Linked DNA regions of Homo sapiens: region 1 is linked to region 2. The links are chromatin loops, found by intact Hi-C in ENCODE. Cell type or tissue: B cell. All regions are shown on one strand. Links, peaks and the distances in the headings refer to the core of each region. The heading gives the core; the rest is flanking DNA.

Evidence for each region. A loop is a pair of places that touch in the nucleus more often than their neighbours do. Peaks named below come from ENCODE experiments on the same cell type or tissue, not always from the same donor. Only the 100,000 strongest peaks of a DNase experiment are listed, where the experiment ranks them.
Region 1: it touches region 2 in a loop (7-fold over the local background); 1 of 110 quality-filtered maps calls a loop at or near these places.

What each region holds. Positions count from the first base shown.
Region 1 is chr6:62,359,285-62,372,413 of GRCh38, reverse strand. No RefSeq gene overlaps it. Among named protein-coding and RNA genes, the nearest start is that of KHDRBS2, 80 kb to the right of the region's middle. In B cell, for the core only: no CTCF peak of the experiment used is centred there; a DNase peak (open chromatin) is centred at 4,603; H3K4me3 peaks cover 860 bases; H3K27ac peaks cover 891 bases.
Region 2 is chr6:62,296,265-62,309,393 of GRCh38, reverse strand. No RefSeq gene overlaps it. Among named protein-coding and RNA genes, the nearest start is that of KHDRBS2, 17 kb to the right of the region's middle. In B cell, for the core only: no CTCF peak of the experiment used is centred there; a DNase peak (open chromatin) is centred at 10,433; H3K4me3 peaks cover 2,101 bases; H3K27ac peaks cover 2,087 bases.

The sequences.
Region 1 (13,129 bases), core at 2,960-6,959, 68 kb before region 2:
TTTTAGGATTTTTGTACATCATCAATTTCCAAATTTGGATTGCCAAATAACATGCTTTGGCATTTAACTTAGTGTATGTTAAATCCTTTTTATAGTATCCTTTATTATTTTTGACATAAGTATAATTTTTTCTCAAATGGCATCCAAGGGGGCTAAATTACTGAATTGTCAAAATTATTTCCTTATAAAATAGTCCTGATACATGTATTCTAAAGGTATGGGCTCCAGGATTTAATGATGGTGCTCTTTTTACTGACATCTATTAGCTGCATTCCTATCTGTAGGTGAGGAAGCATGCTTGTTTTATGTTTACACTCTTGATTCTGCTTACAGCTCAGCTTCCTCCCTTTGTAAGAATCATCCTATCTCAGATTACTAACATGCCAACTTGTTCTTCCTGTTGCTATGGTTTCTCAGTCATTGGCTATGCCCTGTTGCTCAAAATTATGCTTAGGCATGTCCTCATAGAATTTCTTGTTTCTACCCTGATTTTGGTTGTTCTCAGTTTTGCATAAAGCAGTTATTCAACAACGCTTTGTAATTCAATTTTAGGTTGAGTTTATTTGACTTCATTGTAACTGAATGTGTCCCAACGATTTGGTTGGCACAGGATTTATGGGGGTTTGTCTTGTTAATGGTGGACCCAAAACGTGTAATATCTCTACTGAGCAATTAAGTTGAACAAATGGCATCATCCCTGAATCTGTTTCAATGTCATCATAAATCTGCAATATATTATTTACTTAAGATGTGTTTCAATAGTGACACAGCTGTTGGTTTCATCTAATGGCTTACCTTTTGTTCATTGTGACGTGGTGAAAGTACTGACATTTAGAGTGGCATCTGTGAAAATCTAGGCCTCACAGTCAAATTATAAATTGCATACTAACACCATTCTGTGAGCTATTAGCTTGGCTAAGAGCATTTTGCTCTGTTAGTGTCATATTTTGTTAGCTAGTCCCCCTGGGAACATGCTGCCTTTCTTTATTTTGTTCTCTATTTCCTGGAAAGCATGCTGTTTAATGATATTTAGCCAAAATAGTAAAATTCAATAATCAGGTTTTCTTTTTCTGTCTCCAATAAAGATCTTATGTTTTATGCTATGATGCTGTCTCTCACCTTAGTGGACTTTAGACTCATTATCATTATAAACACCATTGCATAATAATTACTAAACATTTATTAAAGTAATATACTTTGAAACAGAAGTACTGAATCAAAAACAAAGAGGTGAATCTTATTATGAGTTTTGAATCAAATAATTTAATTTGTTTTTGATTAGTTATTTGTTTTCTACTCAAAGTTAATTTTTACGTAATACTCTTGTCAATAGAAGACAATAAAGGGAAAAACAAAACGAGAACATAGGTCAAATTAGTTCAGGACAAAACGTGGCACGATTAATCTGTATGAGCTAATTAAATATTATATGATGTTATATACTCACATGCTTTACACATGTACATTCATGTATTCATGTTAATGACAAAAATATGATCTGCTAAGAATTTTCTCTTTTTCTCAGATACTTCTAATTTATATTCAGCCATTCCCTGGAGTATCCTACATTTGAATTTACAAAGCTAAGTTTAGATCAGGAGAAACAAAATTATAATCCCTATTTTCTTTAATTTAGCCATCACTAGAAAGTATAACTTCATTACTGGTTAATTTAAAAAATCTTAGAAGAATGGTAGATATTTAACATGGGTAATTTGAGAGTACAACCCATGTGCTAGATAGTTCATCCTGTTGAAAAACAGTTAAGAAATAAGCTAGCAAATTTTTTAACCATTACCTTAAAATGTAAATTAAATCTAAATATACTATGTATTTTAGCAACATAAATCTGAAGTTCCATCTAGATCCTTTTGTTAGAGCAAAGAGCTTTCCTAAAATATTGAAAAATGTTATTAATATTGTCAAGGATTATTGACTCATACCCTCTATATTGTAATAGCTAGAGGGTACGAGGGTATTAGTTATAAGAAAAATTTATTATGATATTTGTTATGTACAACTGTGTCCCCTCTGGGTCGCCAAAATGTGTCCGGAATTGGTTCCTTCCCGTGGGTTCTTGGTCTCCCTGACTTCAAGAACGAAGTTGCGGACCCTTGCGGTGAGTGTTACAGTTCTTAAAGACGGTGTGTCCAAAGTTTGTTCCTTCAGATGTTCAGATGTGTCTGGAATTTCTTTCTTCTGGTGGGTTCGTGGTCCAGCTGATTTCAGGAGTGAAGCTGCAGACCTTCGCAGTGAGTGTTACAGCTCTTAAAGTTGACGTGTCTGGAGTTGTTTGTTCCTCCCAGTGGGTTCGTGATCTCACTGGCTTCAGGAGTGAAGCTGCAGACCTTCATGGTGAGTGTTACAGCTCATAAAGGTAGTGCGGACCCAAAGAGTGAGCAGCAGCAAGATTCATTGGAAACAGCCAAAGAACAAAGCTTCCACAGCTTGGAAGGGGACCCAAGCAGGTTGCTGCTGCTGGCTCTGTGGCCAGCTTTTATTCCCTTATTGGGCCCTGCCCACATCCTGCTGATTGGTCCATTTTACAGAGTGCTGATTGGTCCGTTTTTACAGAGTGCTGATTGGTGCATTTATAAACCTTTAGCTAGACACAGTGTGCTGATTGGTGCATTTTTACAGAGTGCTGATTGGTGTGTTTACAAACCTTTAGCTAGACACAGAGCGCTGACTGGTGCGTTTTTACAGAGTGCCAATTGGTGCGTTTACAAACCTTTAGCTAGACACAGAGCACTGATTGGTGTGTTTACAATCCCTTAGCTAGACAGAAAAGTTCTCCAAGTCCCCACCCAACCCAGAAGCCCAGCTGGCTTCACCTCTCAAAACCATGTTAACTCAAAGTTGAAACCATCTTTCTATATGGAGTTAATTTTATGCCACAAACTTGGTAACACATTGGCTCAATTTAACTCTTAACAAAACCAATCTGTATAAAAGGACAATACAGAATTTATTTCAAGAGGGTATGGCTAGTGTTCTATTTCCCCTCCTAGAATATAATTACTAGTTAAATAAAAAGATAAGTAAAATAAAGATGGGTTTGAATACGATACAGTTATTCAATTTGTCATCACATGACATTTAAGAATGTTCAACTGGACAAGGGCACTCTCTAAGAGTCTCAAAGTCTCAGCATTGAAGATGTTGACGTCGAAAACTTACCAATAATGCTGCTTTTTATGACATACGGCTTTTTGTATTATTTTATGTGCATTTTCCTGCCTTTGCTATTTTGAGTCTACATGGTGAATAAAACAAAATTTGGAGTCAGAAGTACTGAATTGTAGTTTTGTTATACCAGTTGTGTCCTCTGTGGCCTCTAAATTTTCTGATTTTCTGATATTCTGTTTTCTTTTCTGTAAAACGAGGAGGCATTGTATGAGAATCAAATGGGAAAAAGTTTTGACTTTTTTTTTTTTTAATTCAGGCTGAAATACAGCGGCGGTATCATAGCTCACTGCAGCCTCAAACTCCTGTGCTCAAGCAATCTTCTTGCTTCAGCCTCCCAAGTAGCTGGGACTACAGACATGTGCCACTATGCTTAGCCAACAAAAATAAATAAACTTCAAAGTATTAACACAAATGTTAATTGTTAATTTAAAGGTTGAGCCTCGACAGGTTTCTGAGGATGGCGTGTATTAAATAATCAAAGGTTGAAACTGTTTTCTATGAGAACATAAGACAATATTTATTTTATGCTGGATATTAAAAATATTCTCTTAGTCACTTCAAAAAATGCATGAAATGAAGATTAATGAATATAAACATTTTAAGAGAAAAATACACTTTTCGTCTTCAGAAATGTTTCTCTCTCCATTTGCAAATCATTTTCTGCTTTTACTTTCAGGTTGCCAATTCCATACTTTTTGAATTTTTATTATTTTAGTTTAAACACATTTCATCAAAATAATCCATATTCATTACAAAGACATAAAATATAAATAATGTAAAGAATCTGGAAAAAATAACCTATCATATTAAAAACAAACTAGATAATCCGGCACATTTAGGCTTAAATTTCAATGCTGCTACGTTCTTACTCTGAACTTTGGAAAACATTATGAAATTATTTTGTGCTTCTAATTACATAACATGGGAAATAATATCGATTTTTCCAAGATATTCTGTATGAGTGACATGAAATAATGCATGTAAACTACATTCTATAAAACATGCCACCTAAATGCTTAATAAATGACAGCTTTTGTCATTATAATACTACCATTTCCTGTGGAACTATTGTTCATATTATTTCTTTGTTTAACATTTAAAAATTACTTTTTAACTATAATAAAATCAAAACATTTAACCCCTTAAAAATTTTTAATTTATCTGTCTAAACCTTCTTCTCATATCATATGGCTGCTTTGCTTTCTGGCTTACAATTTATATACCTGGAGCTTAAATAACAATTCCCAAGCATTTTTACCTTTTGGATAAGCTTTTGTGTCTTAATCTCATATTTAAAATGTAAACGTCCGAATTAGATATACTATGTTTAAAGTGGTCGGACTCCTGAATATTGAAATGAGACTAAGCTCTCTCTTTGTCTGAATAATATTCTATTAATAGAACCTTTCTAACTTCCCCTTTCCCCATTGCAAACATAATAATGTGGCTTCCGGTTAAGCTTGAGTTCCACTGAAACATTCTGTCTGCCACTCCTCAAAGAGCTGCTAAACAATCTTCCCTCACCAAATATCTATATTAATTGCACACATTAATATAAATTTTTATATTTATTCTTAACAAAATTTATCTGCTTTTTTTCGCTCATTATTCTCTCCTGTTTTCACATAGTTTTAGCCTAATTCTTTCATACAATATTTAACAGTTCTTACTGCTTTATAACATTGATCTGCTTGCTTTACACATTTTCAGAAATATTGTTGATATTTTAAAATTAAAAAACAGCCAAAATATAATCCTATGACATACTTCACTAGAGCAGTTTCTCTACAATGACATTTCATTAATCAATACTCTTTTTTTTGAGAAGATTGCACAAGTAGCCATGAATCTAAATGCCTATAATATAAATTAGTGTTTATTTTTTACACCTTATATGTAAAATTATTTATATTATGCTGTGTGTAGACTAAAATAAAAACACACTGTTTATGCAGCAGTCACTTTCTAGGTCTAAAGATCTAATCAGGATTTAGCAAGTCAACTTAATTTTACATATGTTCTAGCAAGGATGATCACTACTGATATTACTTTTGCATATCTTAGCAAATTTATGTGATAATCCATTGTGGAATTTTTATGTTGATATCAAACATGTTGGTCTGATATGATAGATTCTAGAATCCATTTTTTATATTAAAAGTCAATTTCCCTTATTTCCATCTGATTATTTTTGTTGTCCCAAATATCATAATATTGCTTTTATTCTGTAAAATAATAAATACATATAGACCACCTACCATGTGCTAAACCCAACAATAGTGCAATATTAAACTATATAGACAAGTTTGCTTTTCTCATAAAATTTATATTACAAGGAGTTACATACAAAATTAATGTATCACCTAATACATACATAAAAGTAACCTAGAAGGAAGTATAATTTGGAAGGAAAAGAGCAGGTTGCTATGGTAAAGAATAATAGAGGCAGTTTAAATAGATAAATGGCAATGATTATCTAAGGGAGTGATATTTTAGACTAAAAGGGGCCAACTAAGGGAAGAACCAGAAAAAGAACATTTCAGGTGCAGAGAACAATGCCACGACCTTAGACAAAAATATTTAATTTTGTTCTGGAGTGGGACTAAAAGCCAGGTGACTACGTGATGGTAAAAAAGAGGAGAGTGGCATGAGATGAAGTTGATGATATAGTTGGGGTGAAATCACCAAAATACCTGAAGGCTTCTGGTAAGAAGTTTAGATTTTACTTTGTAAATTGGGGCTCCATGAATAGACTCTAAATGAGTAGCAACATGGTCATCATAGAATTTAAAAATGATATTTCTGACAGCTTGGTAGAGATAGAATTGTTAGAATGCCCAAGAACAAAATAAGAATGGAAACTAGTTAGGAAGAATTGTAATACTCCAAAGAAGATACAGTGAATGAATCATTTAATTTCAATTTGCCCAAGGGAAAACATATATCAATTATAAAATGACCAAATCCTTAAAAAATAACTCATAAATATACTGAATGATTAATTTGTCAAATTTATCAATTTACTAGAAAATGTTATGTATTCATGAAGTTTAGAGATATTTTGATATGAATGATTTTAATTTTAAAAATTTCTGAGATGTTTTAGTCAATTTGTTTTTATTTGTCTATTTTTATATCCAGTTTATTTTTATTTATTATGATCCATTTTACTCTAGCAAGCCAAAATTTAGTGTATGCCTGGTTGTTCTACTATTCCCTGATTTGAGAATAAGAATAACTTCTGCATTTTTAATGACAGTTATGTGGCATATATTCAATATTGGGATTTTAAAGTGAAAGAATAAGTTTCTGTTTTTCAATAAATTTTCAGTCATATAATCATTTGTGAGCTCAATTAGCTGAATATTTGAGGATTTCTTGAAGTCTGAAATGTGAACCCCTCTTAAAGTAGACATTTGAGTAAACTAGTACAACAAATTCAGTACAAACAACTGGAGTAAGTAAAATTCAGCAGTCTCAAAACTATTATGAATCAACTCATCTTACAATTCAAAAATCCTCTAGAAACCATGTATGTAAAACAATATGCTAGAAACTATATAAATATTTAATATAAAAATGTTTGAGCCTGTAATTCCAGCACTTTGGGAGGCCGAGGTGGATGGATCCCGAGGTCTGGAGTTCAAGACCAGCCTGGATAATACGGTGAAACCCCGTCTCTACTAAGAATACAAAAATTAGTTGGGCGTGGTGACAGGCACCTGTAAACACAGCTACTTGAGAGACTGAGGCAGGGAACTGCTTGAACCCAGGAGGCGGAGGTTGCGGTAAGCTGAGATCGCATCATTGCACTCCAGCCTGGGCGGCAGAGTGAGACTCCATCTCAAAAAAAAAAAAAAAAAAAGTTTGAGTGAATTTGCATTTTTGGTAATTTTTGGTAATTTGATTATTTGGCTTTTAAATAATTGATTTTAAGCAAATTTGTTTATTTAGAAAAACAAAGTTTTGGTAAATTAATCATTTGGAAATTTAGTAAACTGGCCAGTGAGTGAACTGATTACTTAACAAATTTATTTTGGTAATAGTTATTTGATTTTCTTAAAGAAATACTTCAATTGAATTTTAACATGTTGGCTATAAGTAGATTGATTTTTGTGAATCGAAATCAATATATTGGCCTGCTTTGGGCTTGCAGTCTAATAATAGAAATGGAAATAGAGTGAACTGAGTTGATATGATATTTTGGGAAGACAATATGGTTTGATGTTGCTTTGGTTTTGAAGGATGGGAGGTAAAAAGAGTTCAATGATTACTCCCGCAGTTTTGGGTTTGAAGTCATGGTGAACACTGGCATCATCCACTGACATGGGGAAACGTGGTGAAAACGGGTTTGCTGATTGGGGAAGAAGTTTCTAATTAATATTTGAATATACTTGAGATAGTAGAAACAAAATCATGTGAAGATGCCAAATATTATAGACAGTAGAATATACCAGCCTAACGGGGGAGGAATAGTGTGGGGGTAAAATTCAAGTAGTCGTCAGAATATGGATGGAACTTAAAACCAAGGATAGGAGGTAAAGAAAGAAGCACCAGTATTCATTCCTAAGGTTCTCCAACATTTAGATTGTGTGTAGAGATATTAATAACACATCGAAGAAAGGGATCTAAAAGGAATAGCTGATGAGATACACGGCTACTAAAAAAATGACAAAAGAAAGTTACAAGGAGGGTAGAATTGTCATGTATATCCAATGAAAGAGCTTCATTCAGGCTATCTCACTTGACCCCCGACCTCCCTTTTATTTATTTTTAAGGTTTTCACTTCACTTTATTACTCATAATTTCTGTGCTTTGTCTTATACATACACACACACTCACACAATGTGAGTGTGTATGTGTGTTATATGATTATGTCAGTATTCTACTTCATGTTCAACCATTAACTCTTTAATGACAGGCACTCTGTCATTTACCTTTACATGCCCAGCAGAATATATAAAAATACAAAGTTCTCTGAAATATTTATTGAATTGCATCAGATTATTTCTATAAGAACTTTGGCTCAGACACCATCATGATGCAAATATCAATATTTATGAAACATGTAGGTATATCTTGTATATTCAAGCCAAAAACAAGAGTATATTTCAATCCTTACCAGACATTTTAATCTAACTTAAAACCATGTATTGCTTTTTTGATTGAACATGTATTATTTTTTCTATAAAGTTTCCTTTTTGAATTTTTATGAAAATCTTTCAAAGCCATATAGTTGAATCACAAATGCTCATCTCAGAGCAGAAAATTTGCAGAAAACCATGTCTGCCTGCTACGCCAGCTACTAATCTGAAACTGCAGCCTGTACCTTTAATGCTAAATTGATTTTACTCATCTTTGCATATGTGATCAAGATCGGTATACATTTTGAACCATTACTTAAAATTTTTTATTAATTTTGGAAGTTGCAGTCTGTGAAAATGATTGGTTTTCTGAAAAGCTTTTTTGCTTATTTGCACCTAGACAAAGGCCATGTGTAAGCTCCTCAACAAAACTATAAACTTGGCATTAGGCCATTATATGAGCAAAATTTCTAGAGATTTGTTTATTTCTGGGATTGAAATATTTATTGACATAATGTAAATGGGAATGAGTTTCATTCTATGAGCTAACACTACTAAAAATAGAATAATATAGCCCAATGTATATTGGAAAAGAAAAATTAAAAAAAAAAAGGCTGGGAATGAGTCTTCAAAATCAGTAAGCATAATCCAAATAATTTGTGGTTTAACTGGCTTTAAACATAAATCTACATGCAATAAATTGTCTAGCATTTCAACCTTATTTTTCAGGATTCTATCACCATAAAACCACAGAATATCATCATAAAGAGGAATCTTAGTGGTCACTTGTCCAAACTTCCGCAGCATGCAAGAATATCCTCTAAAATCTCCATCTAGTAATTATTCAGATTCTGTAGAGATAGCCAATAATGAGAATTGTATTCTATCCACAACAACCTATTTTAAAAGGTATATTTAAAGGCACCAGAGCTAATAATATATTTATCTCTATTGGTAGATTTTGAGCTCTTTTGGAAGAAAAACTTTATTTGTATTTCAACTACAATGTTTAGCACAGTTTCTGGCACATCAAAAACATTTGTAAATTTTTGTTTTGTGTTGCTTTGCTTTGTTATAATAATGCCATAAATAGTTAAAGTGGAAATATTTATATTTCTCTACACACTTCTTGTATAATGGTTCCAAATTCCCATAAGGCTTATTTTTTACTCCTACTATGGAGTGATCATGTTTTGCTTTGTAGTATGAATAGGAAGCAGATAGACTTCTCAGATAGCAGAGATGTATAGCTTCACTTTTCTATAACACAACTCACTATCAGTTTAGGGGTCTCTCACTCAGCATTAGGAGGAAACTTAATTTGGGCTAAGTTTTAATTGTCCTCTCCTTACCTCTTAGTTGCAACATAAACACTACAGGGCTTTTGGGGGCTTCAAGACTTTGAGGTGGTGTAATCTGCCTCTTCCTGTCAAATTCTGTCACTTCTACTTTTCTGGACACCCTTTGATGAATTTTATTTTTTACTTAATCTTTGGCTTTAAGTCAGTTCAATCCATTGCTATTTCAGCTTTCCTTTAATGTATTATCTCTTGAATACTTTTGGACCTCCTTTTAGAAACTCAGAGAACATTCTAAAATTGCATCATATTGAGCCAAGGAGATCCCATGAGCTAATTCTTACTTTTCTAGGTACACCTGCCAATATTTCTGTTCTGGAGACCTGCCAGGCTACCCAGACTCTATAGGGAAAGTAGGTGCAGATTCCATCCATTGTCTAATTTCTAAACCTAAGTGAGTATTCTCCTTATATTCACTCAATCCTTGACAGAGACCTGACAGAGTAATAACCCTGTGCTCAGTGACAGGTGATTATTTAACTCTCCTCAGTTGCCTTCATTTTTCCTGCCCCCGGAGCCTGTTATCTAGTCTCAGGAGTGGAAAATCTTGTTTTGATACATCATCATTTTTCAATACCACCTGACCCTGCTTATGAGCCCTTTATATGATTCCTTGGAATTCTAGGCTTTTGAAATTCAGAAATAGAAGAAATAACTTTTTCTGTTCTGTATTCTCTTGCATCATTTCTTCCTGGAGCGGATCATGCATAATGCCTTATCTAATTCAAAGAAGCAAGGCCTTAGGATTATGACAATATTGGGGATAGAAGCAAAGGAAACTTGCATTCATATTTCAACTAACATATTTTTCTACCAAATCATATGCTTCTCCAATAAGACATCAAAGCTTTTATCCTAGATAATATAGTTCAGTACCTTGAAGTTTCCCAATAAATAATGGTGTGATTGTAAGATAGGATAATTTGCTTTCAATTATACTCAAAGTTAAGGTACCAAGAAAACCTTCTTTTTATTTGGCTTTGTCATGTATTATATGACTAATAACAGCAGTATATCAATCTAATATTAATATTGGTCTGCACTACCTAACTACACACTAGGAGGAGTGAGAAAGCAATGCTAAGGCCATACTATTGGGAATTTAAAAATTAACATTTGAAATTATTTGACTATAAAGAGCACTATTTCACCCATAGTTACTTTTTAAATATTTAAAATATTGATGCTTATTCCTCACCTTTTCTATAATTTTGTAAATCAAAAGATTCATTCAATGTGAGCAAAATAGAAAAGACCTTTTAGTTTATATATGTAAAGTATGAATCACTTATAATAACTCCCATTAGCACTAATGGAAATTTGCATGTAATAAATCCTTTTGGTGTCTGGAGAATATACCAGAGATCTTTTAAACTGTCTGGTGCTTTTACCCCTGGGTTTTTCAGAAGTGATGAGCCATCAGATAACATATAATGTTCCTGGAAAGGAATAGGAGTAGCTCCAGTTTTCTGTCTTTGCATATAATAGCCACTTTTTTTTTTCCAGAAGTGCATGCATATGTGTCTTAATACTCTCTCACAACTATATTTCAGTGGAGCTCAAGGAAAAAAAAAATACCAGATCAGATGAGGGGGACTACAATTATTAGCTATGACACTCATTAAAAAATTTCTACAAATGTAACTATAATTGGTCATAAAAGGAGTTACAGAAAGTTGTTTATAACTTTAAGTAATGTCTGTTTAGCATTAATATTACCATTTTGCCTGTTTCCTTAAAAAAAGGGAAAAATCTATCAAGATAAAAATCATCTTGTAATGTATCAATTTTTCATTTTATAGGAAAATAAAGTATAATCTAGTTTTTATTGACAAGTTAGGCCTGAGTCTGTACATACTAATTGCTCTGGTTGTTTTGTCAGATTAGTAACCAAAAAATAGACTCATAAGGAATAATTTGATATAGCAGGAAGTGTTTTGTGGCTGACAATTTCTGCTTCCTTTGCTTAAGGCCCACTATTTTTTTTCAATTTTGTTTATTGTGATAAAATAAATATACAATTTACATTTTAACCCTTTTTAAGTGTACCATTCAATGGCATCAAGTACATTATTATTGTTGCAAAAACATCACCACCATTCATCTCAAGAACTCTTTTCATCTTATGACACTAAAACCCTATAGCCATTAAACGACTCCCCATTCCTTCCTTCCCTCAGCCCCAGGTAGTCCTTGTTTTACTTTCTATCTCTATGAATTTGACTACTCTAGATACCTTATGTAAATGGAATCATACAGTATTTGCGGGGTTTTTTTGTGACTGGCTTATTTCACTTAGCATTGTGTCCTCAAGGTCCATCCATATTGTAGCATGTGTCAAAATTTCCATCTCTTTTAAGGTTGAATAATATTCCATTGCACAGTATGTACATAGTACATTCTTCTTATTTATTTATCCATTGATGAATATTTGGGTATCTTCTACCTTTTAGCTATTGTGAATAATGCTGGTATAAATGCTGAAATGCAGATGTCTCTTCAATACTCTATTTTCAATTCTTTTGAGTATATATCCAGAAGTGGAATTTCTGGATAATATAGTAATTCTGTTTTCAATATTTTATGAAACTGAAATACTGTTTTCCACAGTGGCTGCACCATTTTATATTATCATCAGTTGTGCACAAGAGTTCCAATATATTGACACTCCTTGCCAATATGTGTTATTTTCTGACTTGATACTAGTCATCCTAATGGGTATGAAGTGGTATCTCACTCTCTTTATTTGCATTTCCTTAGTGATTAGTAATGTTGAGCATCATTTAATGAGGACCTACTAGATATTTAAGCTCCTTTTTTTTCTTCCGCAGTTTTGATACTTCTAGAGAGGTCCACCTGGCATACATGTTGACTTTAGTTCTGTGTTTAATTCTTTTTTTCATTCATAGGTACTATGCCCTCTTATTACTTCCTCATTTCTTCATTGCTTATAGTGAGCACTCTTATTTCAGAGTTTGCTATAGTTCATATTTGATTATTTCAGCTTTTCTGATGTTTAGAGGTTTTATTCTATGATAAATTAAGATGGTAATATTAACGGAATAACATTAAAGTATCTATTTTTACTGATAGGGTTTCTTTCTAAAAGACTATCCACAGCACATTCATTCATAAGCTTAATGAATCTAAATCTGAACATCTTCTTATCTTTCCTATTAAGTCTGATGCTCCTACAATCTTCTTCCATGTAGCATTTGAATTTCTTCAACAGAGACTTACTGAGTGACATGGCTATAAAATATCAAACATAAGTGAGGGCTCTAAAATTAGAGTCATTTATTTATAATCCTTGTTTCACAGCCTAATAGGATGAGGGCTGTGGGAAAGTCATTAACTTCTTCAAGCTGAAGTTTACTCACATAAACAGGGATAGCAATAGAACCCATCTAGCCCTTACTCTAAATAGATGTGGGACACTGAGTAAGAACTGGCTAGCTGTCAGACATTATTTTTTTTTCAGATATTTAAAGACAGTCC
Region 2 (13,129 bases), core at 8,022-12,021:
TTCATTCTTGTTGCCCAGGCTGGAGTGCAGTGGCGTGGTCTCACCTCACTGCAACCTCCACCTCCCGGGTTCAAGCGATTCTTTTAAGAGAAATCATATAAAGATTAACAGAAGTAATTCTTAGTTTAATGAGCATTAAAGAGGCATTACTTGGTTGATGTAGTAAGCTAGTACAATGATGTGTAGAAAAGTTAACCTAGAATTAACAATACGAAGATTGATGACATTTGAACACTAGGGAATCAGAAGGTATCAAGAGGTATTTATTGAAAACAGCCAGCTGTGTAGGTCGTATTTTATGACTGCCTCTTTTTTAAGGTTGTAACAATGGTAGAAGCCAGAAAATAGATAGTCCTGAAGTCCACGTTAAGAAGTTTTTGAACAATTCAAAAACACAAAGGTGGGAAATAGTGTGATCAGAATGGAATTTTTAAAAAATCACACTATCTTTAAACAATGTATGAACTGAAGAGGATGGAGTAAACCTGGGAGGCCAAGAAAGCATTTAAGAAGTTATAGCAAAGTATATGGAACAATGGTAATGACATAAAAGCAGACAGTGGCAGGACTACAGTTGGAGAAGAAGTGATAAATATGTAACATATTAAGAAGTAGAGCCTACAGAATTGTTGGCCAGTTGAATGTGGGGAGGTGAGGAACAAGAAGGAATCAAATACTACCAGGTCACTGGTTTGTGCAACTGAGAGGGTAGAGGAATGCCGAGGAGCTTATTATGTTGGATATCTTCCATTTTCTTTGCAAATCCCCCTGCTCTGTGCTCTAGAAAGGTGGCCTCTATCAACTATTGCAGGTGTCTTCTTGTCCTTTGGCTTCTGGTTTGGATTTAGCTTATAGGTAAAAGAAAATAGAGAAGGAACCAAGTAAGGTGAGTGTTGTTGCCTGGCCCCCTCCTCAGAGTCACCTCAGCTTGTGAATTCTTTAGAGGGAGCTCCCTTGACCCTCTTTTTTAGAGTTTTATTAAGGACTTTTGGTCCTACACCCCAAAAGACTACGGTTAATAACAGCTCTGCTAAAAAACAAAAACAAAAACAAACAAACAAAAAAAACCTGGGAGTTTTATACTGTTTCTTTTGGTTTCCCCTATAAACCACTAAACCTCTGTAAATATCTCCCCCCCACCCTGGATATAAACAGTCTTCACATTTTTCACATTTGATTTTGCCATCTACTTCCTGTTGAGACTGACTAAAATAAATATGTTCAGTTTTTATTCTAAAATGCATTTGTAGACTTCAGCTTTCCATCTAGATGAAGAAACAGGTACTGAATGTCCTCTCTTGCCTGAAACAATAAAAAATAGTGGATATAAGTTAATAATGGACAATGAATCTGGACAAATAGAAAACAAAAAAAGATAAGCTCTATGATTACTATATGTCTTTGAATGTCACGAGAAAAATTTTAAGCCAAGATACAATAAGGAGCACCCATACGGAGATAGAGGTGACAGTACAGAGATACCAAGGAAGTTACTGTTCACAAAGAGAGCTGCATACAGAGAGAATTCCAGACATCTACAGAAGGTCCCCATCAATTATTTAAGAAAAAGCTGATGAGCTAATGAGTGTGAGGAAAATATCCAGAGCTGGGAGAAAGAACCATCTGGAAGGATTAAAGGAAACAGTGCCCAACACTCAAGAAAGCCAGGAATAGTACCTGTTCCAACCAACCAGCCTGAGAAAAACTCACAATTTACAGAATATTAGGTAGAATATTCAGGAAGGCTTACTCAAATAGTGGATAAAAAGCAGTCCTAGACTTAAAAATGCTTCAGACTTACCTAACAAATTATTTTATTAAATAGCAGGAAATAGGGAAAAAAAGAACATGGACGAATAGAAAAGTTGATAGTTCAACAAGGTAGATTTAAATCCAAATATAGCTGGTGATCCCAATTACCCTGATTTGACTGTAACACATTTTATACATGTAGCGAAATATCACATGTAGCTGCAAAATATGTACAAGTCTTACATATCAATACGTTTTAAAAATATGTAAATGGTGTACTCATTCCAATTAAAGATATTATCAGAGAGACTAAAAACTTATGACCCAATTTTATGCTGTTTATAAGTACACTAACTTTAGGGCCGGGCGCGGTGGCTCATGCCTGTAATCCCAGCACTTTGGGAGGCTGAGGCGGGCAGATCACGTGGTCAGGAGATCGAGACCATCCTGGCTAACACGGTGAAGCCCCGTCTCTACTAAAAATACAAAAAAAAAAAAAAAAAAATACCAGGGCGAGGTGGCGGGCGCCTGTAGTCCCAGCTACTCGGGAGGCTGAGGCAGGAGAATGGCGTGAACCCGGGAGGCGGAGCTTGCAGTGAGCCGAGATCGCGCCACTGCACTCCAGCCTGGGCGACAGAGAGAGACTCCGTCTCAAAATAAATAAATAAATAAATAAATAAACAACTTTATATGCATAAAAGTAAAGGGTAAAATTGAAAGACTGGAAAATTATAAAGTATGAACCCCTTAACCATAGAAATATATAGTAGCAATAATTGCCTAATATCCCAGAATATTAGAGGTAACCTCAGTCATTTCATAATGACAAAGGAGTCAACTTATCTGAGGGTCATAAAAATCCTAAAGGTACATGCACTTAACTGAGCTTCAACATGCCTGAAGAAAAATTTATAGAACTGAAAGAATAAATAGAAAAAAAAAATCATAATTTGAATTCAATAACTTCCATCAAAAATTGATAGAAGAAATAGAAAATCAGTTAAGTATGTTGGAGATTTCTCTGATTAATTGATAGTTGCATAGATAAATGATAGATAGATAGATAGATAGATAGATAAATAGATAATCACATTCTACCCAACAACAATCCATGGAAGATTAACAGAGATGGGCCTTGTACTGAAAATTAAAATGTGTCTCAGTAAATTTAAGGTTATTCACATCAGAGTATGTTCTCTACCAAAACAAAATTAAATAAGAAATTATTAACAGAAAAATATCCAGATAATCTTCAAGTATTTATAATGTAAACAATATTCTTCATATAATGCACAGGTAGAAGACTTTTAAAGTAAATTAAAAATCATTGGAATTAAATGAAAAAAGAATGATAGTATCAAATATTGATGGGGTTAGGAGTAACCAGAACACTCATACTTAGCTAGTAAGAATTATAAAACAAACAAACAAAATACCCTTTGGAAAGTTTGCCACTTCTTATAATATTAAATATTTACTTATGATTACATGAAGAAATTATATTCCTAAGAATTTTCTCTATAGAAATGAAAATATATATCTACACAAAGACCTGTACATGAATCTCATACTAGCTTTATAAATAATAAAAAGAAAACTGGGTAATCCAAGTGTCCACACAAATAAATGGATGATCAATTTGTGATATAATATAATAAGAGTAATAAATTTAAAAATTGCTGATACATCCTACCATGTATTACAGAAGAACCTCAGAAATTATATGTTAACCAAGAGAAGCCAAATACAATGGATTGTGTAATGTGTGATTTTAATTATACAAAATTTTAGAAAAAACAAAAACCAATTTACGATTACAGAAATGTTTTCTGTGGTATCTGAAGCCAAGGACTTGGGAGTGAGTAAATGTGAAGGACCATAATGGAAACTTCTGTGGTGTTGGATATATTATACATCTTGATTGGAGTAGTGGTTACATGGGTTTATGTAAGTTTCTCAAAATTCATTAAACTGTACATTCAAAATGGGTAAATTTATTATATGTAAGTTACACCTTAACAAAGTTGACTTAAAACAAGAGTAAACACATTGAAATGACATATATGAAGTGCTGTGAAAAAATTCTGTCACTGTAGAGTACCATGTTTACTGAAAATGCCTTTCAAGAATAAAGGCAGTAAATACGCTGTCAAATAAACACATATCGAAGACCTGCATTAAAAGAAATACTGACAGAATTTTCAACTAAGAAAAATTGTTTCAAACAGAAATATCAAAAGAAAATGTGGGATTTGATAAAGGAGTCAATTGAGCAGGAAGATATAATCCTAAATTTTTATTTAGATAATAAAATAGATTCAAACATATAGAGCAAAAATGGACATAACTAAAAAGATAAACATAGTTGTCTACAATCACGGTGAAAATTTTTAACATAACTCTCTCAAGAGCTGATAGAACAAATTGCTTAAAAACTAGTAAGTATACAAATGACTTAAACAACTTTGACATATTAATACCTGTTGTATACTGAAGCTAACAGTGACAATTCACAAACTTTCTAACAGCATAAGGAATTTTACCAAAACTATAAGTGATGGGATAAAGAAAGCCTAAACAAATTTCACATGATTAAATTGATTCAGAGTGTGCCTTCTGACCTCAGTGGAATTAAATTAAAGGTCAATAACTAGGACATCCCAAACAGGCTGGAAATTAAGTAATACTCATATGCATCATATATGATTCAAATACAAATAAAAGGTAAATTAGAAAATATTTTATACTGAATGACAACAAAAACATAACTTGTAGGATGCAGATCATACGTGATCAGAGGGGAATTGTAATCTTAAATGCAAGTACAATAAAAGAACATCTGGGCCGGGTGCAGTGGCTCACACCTGTAATCCCAGCACTTTGGGAGGCTGAAGCAGACGAATCACCTGAGGTCAGGAGTTCAAGACCAGCCTAGTTAACATGGTGAAACCCTCTCTCTACAAAACACACACACACACACACACACACACACACACACACACACACACACACACACAAATTAGCCTGGAGAGGTGGCAGGTGCCTGAAATCCCAGCACTTTGGGAGGCTGAAGCGGACAAATCACCTGAGGTCAGGAGTTCAAGACCAGCCTAGTCAACATGGTGAAACCCTATCTCTACTGAAAAAACAAAAAACAAACAAAAAAACACACACACACACAAATTAGCCTGGAGTGGTGGCGGGCGCCTGTAATCCCAGCTACTCAGGAGGCTGAGGCGGGAGAATTGCTTGAACGCAAGAGGCGGAGGATACAGTGAGCCGAGATCGCGCCACTGCACTCCAGCTTGGGTGACAGAGCAAGACTCAGTCTCAAAAAAAAAAAAAAAAAATCTGAAAACCATTGATCTAACTTGTCATCTCAAATGCTAGAAAAAATACCTGCAAACTAAACATTAAAATATAGATGGTAATAAAAATAGAAATTAATTAAATAGAAAAAGTATATGAAAGAGAAAAGCAACAAAGCCAAATGATGGTCCTTCAAAATAGCTATTTAAAATGACAAACACAGTATTGTTGGTCAATAAATCCCAGTCACAACCAAATAGGTTTTATTTCAGAAATGTAAAAGGTTTTACTATTTGACAATTATTTAATTTAATTCACTATACTAATATTAAAATGAAAATATATAGTTGATCTTTAAATAAACTGTAGAAAAAGCATTTGATAATAATAAACACCAATTCATGGTAAAAACTTGTAGCAAACAAAGATAGAGTGAAGTATCTTTAATCAAAAAACATTCAACAGAATCACTCTAACAAATATAAATAATCATGAAAAATTGAGACATTTCCTCCTGAGAAGAGAAAAATAAGATAGTGCAGCACCATTTCTATTCAATAATGTACTAGAAAAACTAACCAGTGGGGGGAAAAAAAGAAAACAAGACAGATAATTTTAAAGGTCAAGTTAAGTGGCTCACTCCTGTTATCCCAACAGTTTGGGAGGCCAGGGCAAGAGGATTAAGGCCAGGAGTTCAAGATCAGTGGAGGCAACAAAGCTGGACACCCATCTCTACACAAAATTTTTAAAAATTAGTGGTGGTATATGCCTGTAGTCTCAGCTACCTTGGAGGCTGATCCTACCCTTCGATATCTTCGGTTAAGGAATTCGAGGTTACAGAGGTTACAGTGAGCTAAGATTGCACCATTGCACTTCAGCCTAGGTGACAGAGAAAAACTGTCTCCCCTGCTTAAAAAAAAAAATCAAAAGGACTAAAAAATAAGTAATATAATTGTCCTATTGCAGTAATACCACATGTATGAAGAAAATTCAAAATAATCTAAAGATTGTTTCATTTCTCAATGTAATAAAATATGCTAGAAGATACCAGTGAAACTTATTCTAATTGATAAATATAATTTCTGATTTGATGAAAATGATAAGTTCCAGTAAGATATACTTCTTTTTAAAAAAATATCAAAGTAAATTAAAAAAAAAAAAACAACAAAGGAAACATGGAGAAAAGTTTTGTCCCAAGGCGGGGGTGGGGAACCACAAGGACCACACATTTTTTCATGTGAGAATATCATCAAATAGAAATGTAAGTAACGTCAAATATACAAAAAAAAAATAATATTTACCTGGAAGATTGGGGGTTAAGATAGCACAAGGCAAGGATAAAATTTGGGAGAGGGCAAGGATGCTAACTTATGTTCAAGAAGGAAATGTAGCAACCTCAGGGTATGAGCCATTGGCCAGCTACATATATTTCCTCAACGCCACAGGAAGGAAGTCCAGCCAGGTACTCACCTTTTATGTTATATGGGCACAACAAGGAAAGCTGTAGGTGAAAAGATATCTGTACATCACTGAGAGGGTGTACCTTCCTGATTCAAAAGAGAAGATGAAGTAGGAGGTGGATAGCCTTATGAAAACCCCAAATACATTAGGAAACATCAATGGGAAGGAAATGAGTGAGGGGGTGGTGTGTAAATAATTGCTGTCATCCTAATTGTTCAACAGTCAGCTTAAAAGACTTAACTTGGAGTTAAAAATCACTGGGTTGGCAATACACAGTGTTTAAATATGCAAACTAATTGTAAATGTAAGGTTACTTCTAAAGGCACAATTTATGTATGGATCAAATTATTGTTTACTTCTTTGACATAACCATTAACAATGAATGATATACTAAATAAGTTCATGAGCAGTTAAGCTTGTTTTTGTTGACTTAGAAGTATAGCATAAACATAATGACAGGCTTCACTTGAACACAGTTATTTGCGTATACATATATGTTATTTCAGTGGGATGTGAACTCCTTCAGACGAGAAGCTATTCAGCTATTCATTTCTCTTTTGTATCCACTCATCACCTAGTACAAATCCTTTTATATAATGAGTACCTAATGACTGTAAGCATGATATGGTTTGGTTTTTGAATATAACGTCTTTACATTTGAATCTAATACTAAGAACAAGCAATTTGCATGATGGTTTACTCTGTATAGATAGTCAAATAGTAGAATTTTAAGATATTATGCAATGATATGCTAAAGAAAAGTAGGACATTAAAAAAAGAATCTAGGGAAAAGAACTCTCTATATAGCTAAATTATTATTTTCTATGAAAATGCATTCCAGCCTTTTCCCTACTGGATGCACTGTAATTTCCCTGGCTAGAATTGGCAGTGTCCTTTAATTTACTCCCTTCACTTCTCATTTAAATATCATGCACTAGATGATCATTCTTGATTTTACTACTTTTTACTGCCTATGGGCTTTTTTTTCAACTCATTTAAAAGGCATTATGCTTTGATAATGGACTGTCTGAAGATGGAACTGAATTATAATTTTTTAAACTTCAATTTAATCAATGCCAGAGGCTACCCAGAGATACAGGTTTGCTCACAAAAAGTTCTACTCTAGTTCAACTCTTTATATATTATTGTTATTGGAAAATATTTAGAGTGTATATACATGAATATGTGTGGATAAATATGTAAATATATTTTCAAAAGTAGTTTTCATGATGATAACAAGATATCTTGGAATTTTTATGGCTTTATTTACAGGATGAACATACAAGAAAGAAGAAATTTTTAGTAGTAGCAAAACAGGCCTTGGGATTTGGCAGACCTAGCTTTGAATTCTTGTTCTGCATTTTTCTAGCTATGTTACTTAATTTCTTTGAGTCTGGAAAATGATGATGGCAAGCCATATTGCTAAGGTCCAAATTAAATAACATTGTAAATCACCAACATGGTAGAAAGCCTTCAAAAACATTGGTATTCCCCTTAAGAAAAATTAGAGAATCTACTGGCCTAAATCTAGGTGGTGGCGGTTGGTTTTTGTTGTTGTTGTTGTTTTTGTTTTTTGCTCTGGAATACATAGCAACCAAAAAAGAGTAAATTGCATGTTTGCACAGCAACTTAATCTGCTTATGAGTAACATAAAGCAAACAGCAACCAAATCTACTTCTGAGTAACATAAAGGAAAAATAAACTAAGTTCAGCGAGACTTCCTAAGCTGGCTACAGGTCTTCCGGTAAAATTATAATTAACTATGAATGTTATAAGAAATTTTGCAGATGTATTCAGTTTTGCCTGATGGACTTAGCACATATTTAAAACAAATATGAAGAATTTGGTATTTTTAATATATATCACAAATGAAGTCTTTATTTTGCCTCAAATTGGTGCCTTTTCAATTTTTCCCTATTTACTCGTGATAGCACCATCTACAAAATGATTGCTCAAGCCACATATCTTGGATTAATTTTTGATATTTTTATTTCCCTCACTCTTCTATACCCAATCTTTTGTTTAAGTCCTTTGTGCTCTACCTCCAAAATATATCTTTAATTTGTCCTCTTCTCCTTTTACCCACTATTATTATAGCACAAGCCATTGCCACCTTTCATTTGAGCTACTACATTAGTCTCCTGAATTAAGTATTACCTGCAATCATAGAAACATCCAAAATAACTATTACTTTAAAAGTTAGTTGTTTTCTCTCTAACATAAAATAAATGAAAAGTTAAGTAATCCAGAACTGGTATGGTAGTTCTATGAAGCTGTCAGAAAGAATTAAGCTAGAGCTCACTAGGTAGGTGTGATTCCCAAGCCTATGTTATAGTCTATGAAGACTGATAGAACTCCAGCTATCACAAGCAGCAGTATGGAGGAAGTAGAGCAGAAGACTCTGCTCCTCCCATTAAAGAGACCACCTATAAGTACATATGACACTTCAATTTTCAGTATATTGGCCAGAAATTAGTCATGTTTCAATTAGCTGCAAGGGAGCCTGTAAAATGCTTCTAGGTCAGTGTGACTCACTAAGAACTGGGCTTCTGTTTTTATCTGCTTCTTGTCTACCTCTCTAAATTATGATTCAATATGCTCCTATTACACTTCAGTCATCTAAGTGTATACTAAGGTTTCTCCCTCTTTATGATCTTAGCACACACTATGTTTTCTGCCTAGGAGGTTCCAACTCCATCTCCCACCTCCCTCCGCCGCTGGATAACTACTTGTCTTTCAGGTTTTGCTCTAATGCAGCTTTTTCAGATAGATTTCCCAGATAACCCAATCAAAATTGCTACCTCTCATCAACGATCTGTTTCTCTTGCTCAGGGGGCCCATTTTTATTCTTCATAAAAATCATTGTCCATTTTCTTGTTTGATTTCAGTCTATCTCACTCTCTAGTCTAAAAAAAGGTCTGTGAGAGGACTGTGTTTCTTTTTTCTCAGTGTGCAAAGCCTGGTATTAGAAAAAAAAAAAGAAAAAAAAGAAAAGAAAGGAAGTAAGGGAGGGAGGAAAAAATGGAAATAAATAAAGGAAAATAGAAAATAGAAATTTATTTGAAAACCCAGGTATGTTGTTATCTTTTATAGACTGATTGTTTGGCTTTCACATGCCTTTTGGACACTTTCCATGTTCTTTGCCTCACAGTTATAGTTCAGAAAAAGATACATCTAATTCAACAAACATTCATTGAGTGAATAATTTGATCTTAAATGGAAAAACAATCAGCACTGATTTTTCAGTTCTGTTTTGCTGTTTCAAAATAATATTATAAAATCAATACCCACTGGATTCAACTCTCCAAGTGAAAATGGAACAGGGTGAATGAAGAGTTTTAAATCATATTTAGACAATGCCTCCTAAGAAAATGGCTTGAATGCATTTTAGAATAAGGTATGTGAGTAAAGGCTAACAGGTCTCTCTGCAAATACAAGCACAAAAATATAGGAATTAAATTTGTGTATTTGAATTACAATTGTCTGCTGCTATAATTGTATGTAAGAAAGTAAAATTACTTTAAAAGGCCTTTTGCCTGTGTGGTAATGAGTATGAAAGTGTTCTATTACATACACGATCATTTATTTCCTCTAAAAATCAATCCAGTTGGATTAAATGTTCCTGACTACCTTATGAAAGTTTTTCAATCTTAAACATCTCTCTTAAACTTGGTTTGTGTTCAACTGTCAATAGTAGTATCTTGTTTTGCCTTTCTCCGAATGGCAGTTTTACTTTCAGTAATGAATATAAAAAAATTAAAGCAATATTTATCTTGACTAGCATAAGACTATTCTCAATGCTCTTAGCCTTGCAATCTGTACTTTAATTAGTTTTATTTAAATATTTTCTTCTGTTATACTATGTTCGTGTGTCATTTGGATTTTTCTTTCTCTCTCTCTTTTTTTTTTTTTTTGATTTGGTTTCACTTCTTCTTTTGGTTGGCTTTGTTTCACTTCTTCTTTTGGTTGGCTTTGTAGGAAATATAAATTTCCCTTCATTTTACTTTCCACAGGCCATCTTAGAAACTTTAGTACCTTTTTAAAACTTATGCCAAAGAAAGCTTCATAAACATTTGTGAAACAGTGTACTGCCAATACTTTTAGCTGAGCTATATTTTATTTTTAATAAAAGCATGTATTAGTATTCATGGGAGAATATTATATATTTTGAGCTCAGTCACATTTCCATTTGGCTGCTGTGTAGAAATAATTTTTCTTTTTATGTAGAACTTATCAGAAAATTTTTAAAAAGGAAAAGAGCATTTGAAAGCCATTACCCTGCCACTGGCAAATGATGCAGTGGTCATCATTATATATGAAAATTATTTTCACCTAAGTAGAAGATGATTCTTCATTGACAAATACAATAACAAGCATGCATACTTAGGAACTCATTTACCTAAAAATATGGATGTTGTGGTAGGCAGAATAATGGCCTCCTCAAAGATATCCACATCCTAATGCTAGGAACCTGTAAACATGGAGACATTGTATTTGTGAGTTTCTTCTGGCTACTGTAAGAGATTACCACACACTTAGTAGCTCAAAACATTACTATTGTATTATTTTATAGTTCTTGAGGTCAGAAGGTAAAAGGGGTTGGCAGAGCTGTGTCCCTTCTGAATTATCTAGGGGAAAGTTTGTTTCCTTTCCATTTTTAATTTCTGGGGGTTACATACATTTTTTTTGGCTGGTGGTCCCTTTCTCCTTCAAAACAATCAGAATAACACCTTCAAATCAATCTCTCTCCCCCACCACCACTGCTCTCTCTCTTTCTCTCCTTGATCCTCCTGCTTCTATTTTATATGACCCTTATGATGACATTAGACCCTCACCTCTATAATCTTGAAAGATTTTTTGTTTCTAAGGTCCTTTACCTAATGGTTTCTGCAAAATCCCTTTTACCATTTAAAGTAACTTATTCACAAATTCTGTGTATTAGAATGTGGACACTGGGGCATTATTCAGGTTACTGGAGTCACAGATAGAGTTTAGATTGTTAATCCTCTGACCTTAAAATAAAGAGATTATTCTGGATTATATAGATGACCCCAATTAAATCACAAATGCCTCTGAAATGAAAGGAGGCCAAAGAGGAAGTCAGTGTGATGCAATGTGGAAAAGGCATAACCCACTGTGTCTGGCTTTGAAGGTGAAGAAAGGGGACCATGAGCCAAGGAATGCAGACAGCCTCCAAAAGCTGAAAAGGCAGATCTCACATTACAGGAACAAAATACAGCTCTGACAACACATTGACTTTAACTCAAGGATTTCCATTTAAAACTTCTGACTTACAGAACTGAAAAATAACAATGTTTTATTGTTTTAAGCTGCTAAATTTGTGGTAATCTGTCACAGCAGCAACAGAAAACTAATATGGGTACCCATTAAAAAAAAAAAACAGCAAACTGGTTAGTGAATTATCTCATAACATTTTTCTTTCACTTAAAAAAGTTTCATTCACTTAGAAAAGTCTTAAATACATAATACATCTGGTGAAATAATCCAGATCATGGGAAATGTGTGCTTACATGGAGCATAGTAAAAATATGTTTGTGGCTTCTCTTCACTATTCTTGAGACCATTTTGGTTGCTTTGACATCTGAAAAAAATTATTGACTGATTTGTGTGTAATCACTGCCTTGCTTTTGTTAACATTCAAGGAAATCACAGTGACTACTGTGAGATGTAATACATTTTATATGTTTTCAGATACATTTAATGAGAAATTCATAATCTTTGATTTAGTATCTACAAATCCCTGGCAAGCAGAGAAAGTTTCTGCTTCTATAATTCGATTTTATCCCAAAAGAGTTAAATTTAGTTAAAACAATAAACTGCAAGCCACGAAAATATATATTTTGATTTTATATTGTACATTTTGAAATTCTTCTTGTAAAGTATAGCTTTTGTGGTATGTGACTAATACTAGTACTTAACAACAAGTCTTAGGAAGAGGATAACATGTTTTATTTTGAAGATAGATATCCACAAAGAGATGGCCTTTAAAGTAACATGGACTACAGGTAATATAAGAACTGTTTGCATTTCCCAGAAGTGCTGGGGAAATTCTCTCTGTGCTATCAGCACTAGCCTCATTTAGTTATGTTATTTTTTAACACATGTGGTTCTTAGGTGCACAGACCCTTGGACCCAACCACCTGTGTTTGAGTATTAATTCTGTTACTTGTTAGCTTAGACACTTTGGCCAACTTAACTTTCTCATGCCTCAATTGTTTTCATTGTAAAATGAAGAGGATGGTAATAGTACGTACTTCAAAAGGAATTCAATGTAGCCTTTCTATATTTGTGGATGCCATCCTCAAACTCTCTGCGGAGAGACCCATGTCACGACAAACCGAGGGTTCTGGCTAACAACTATGCTGGAGAAGTTCGATATATCAGTCAATGCTTCAGATGACTATAATACTAGCCAAAACCTTGACTGCAACCTCATGAGAGACCCTAAACCAGAACCACCCAATTAAGTTGATTCAGATTTCTGACTATCAGAAATTGACCTATATATTAAATGTTTATCATTAAAAGCTGCTAAATGCTGTGGTTATTTGTTGAATAATAGATAATTAATGCAGTAATTAAAATA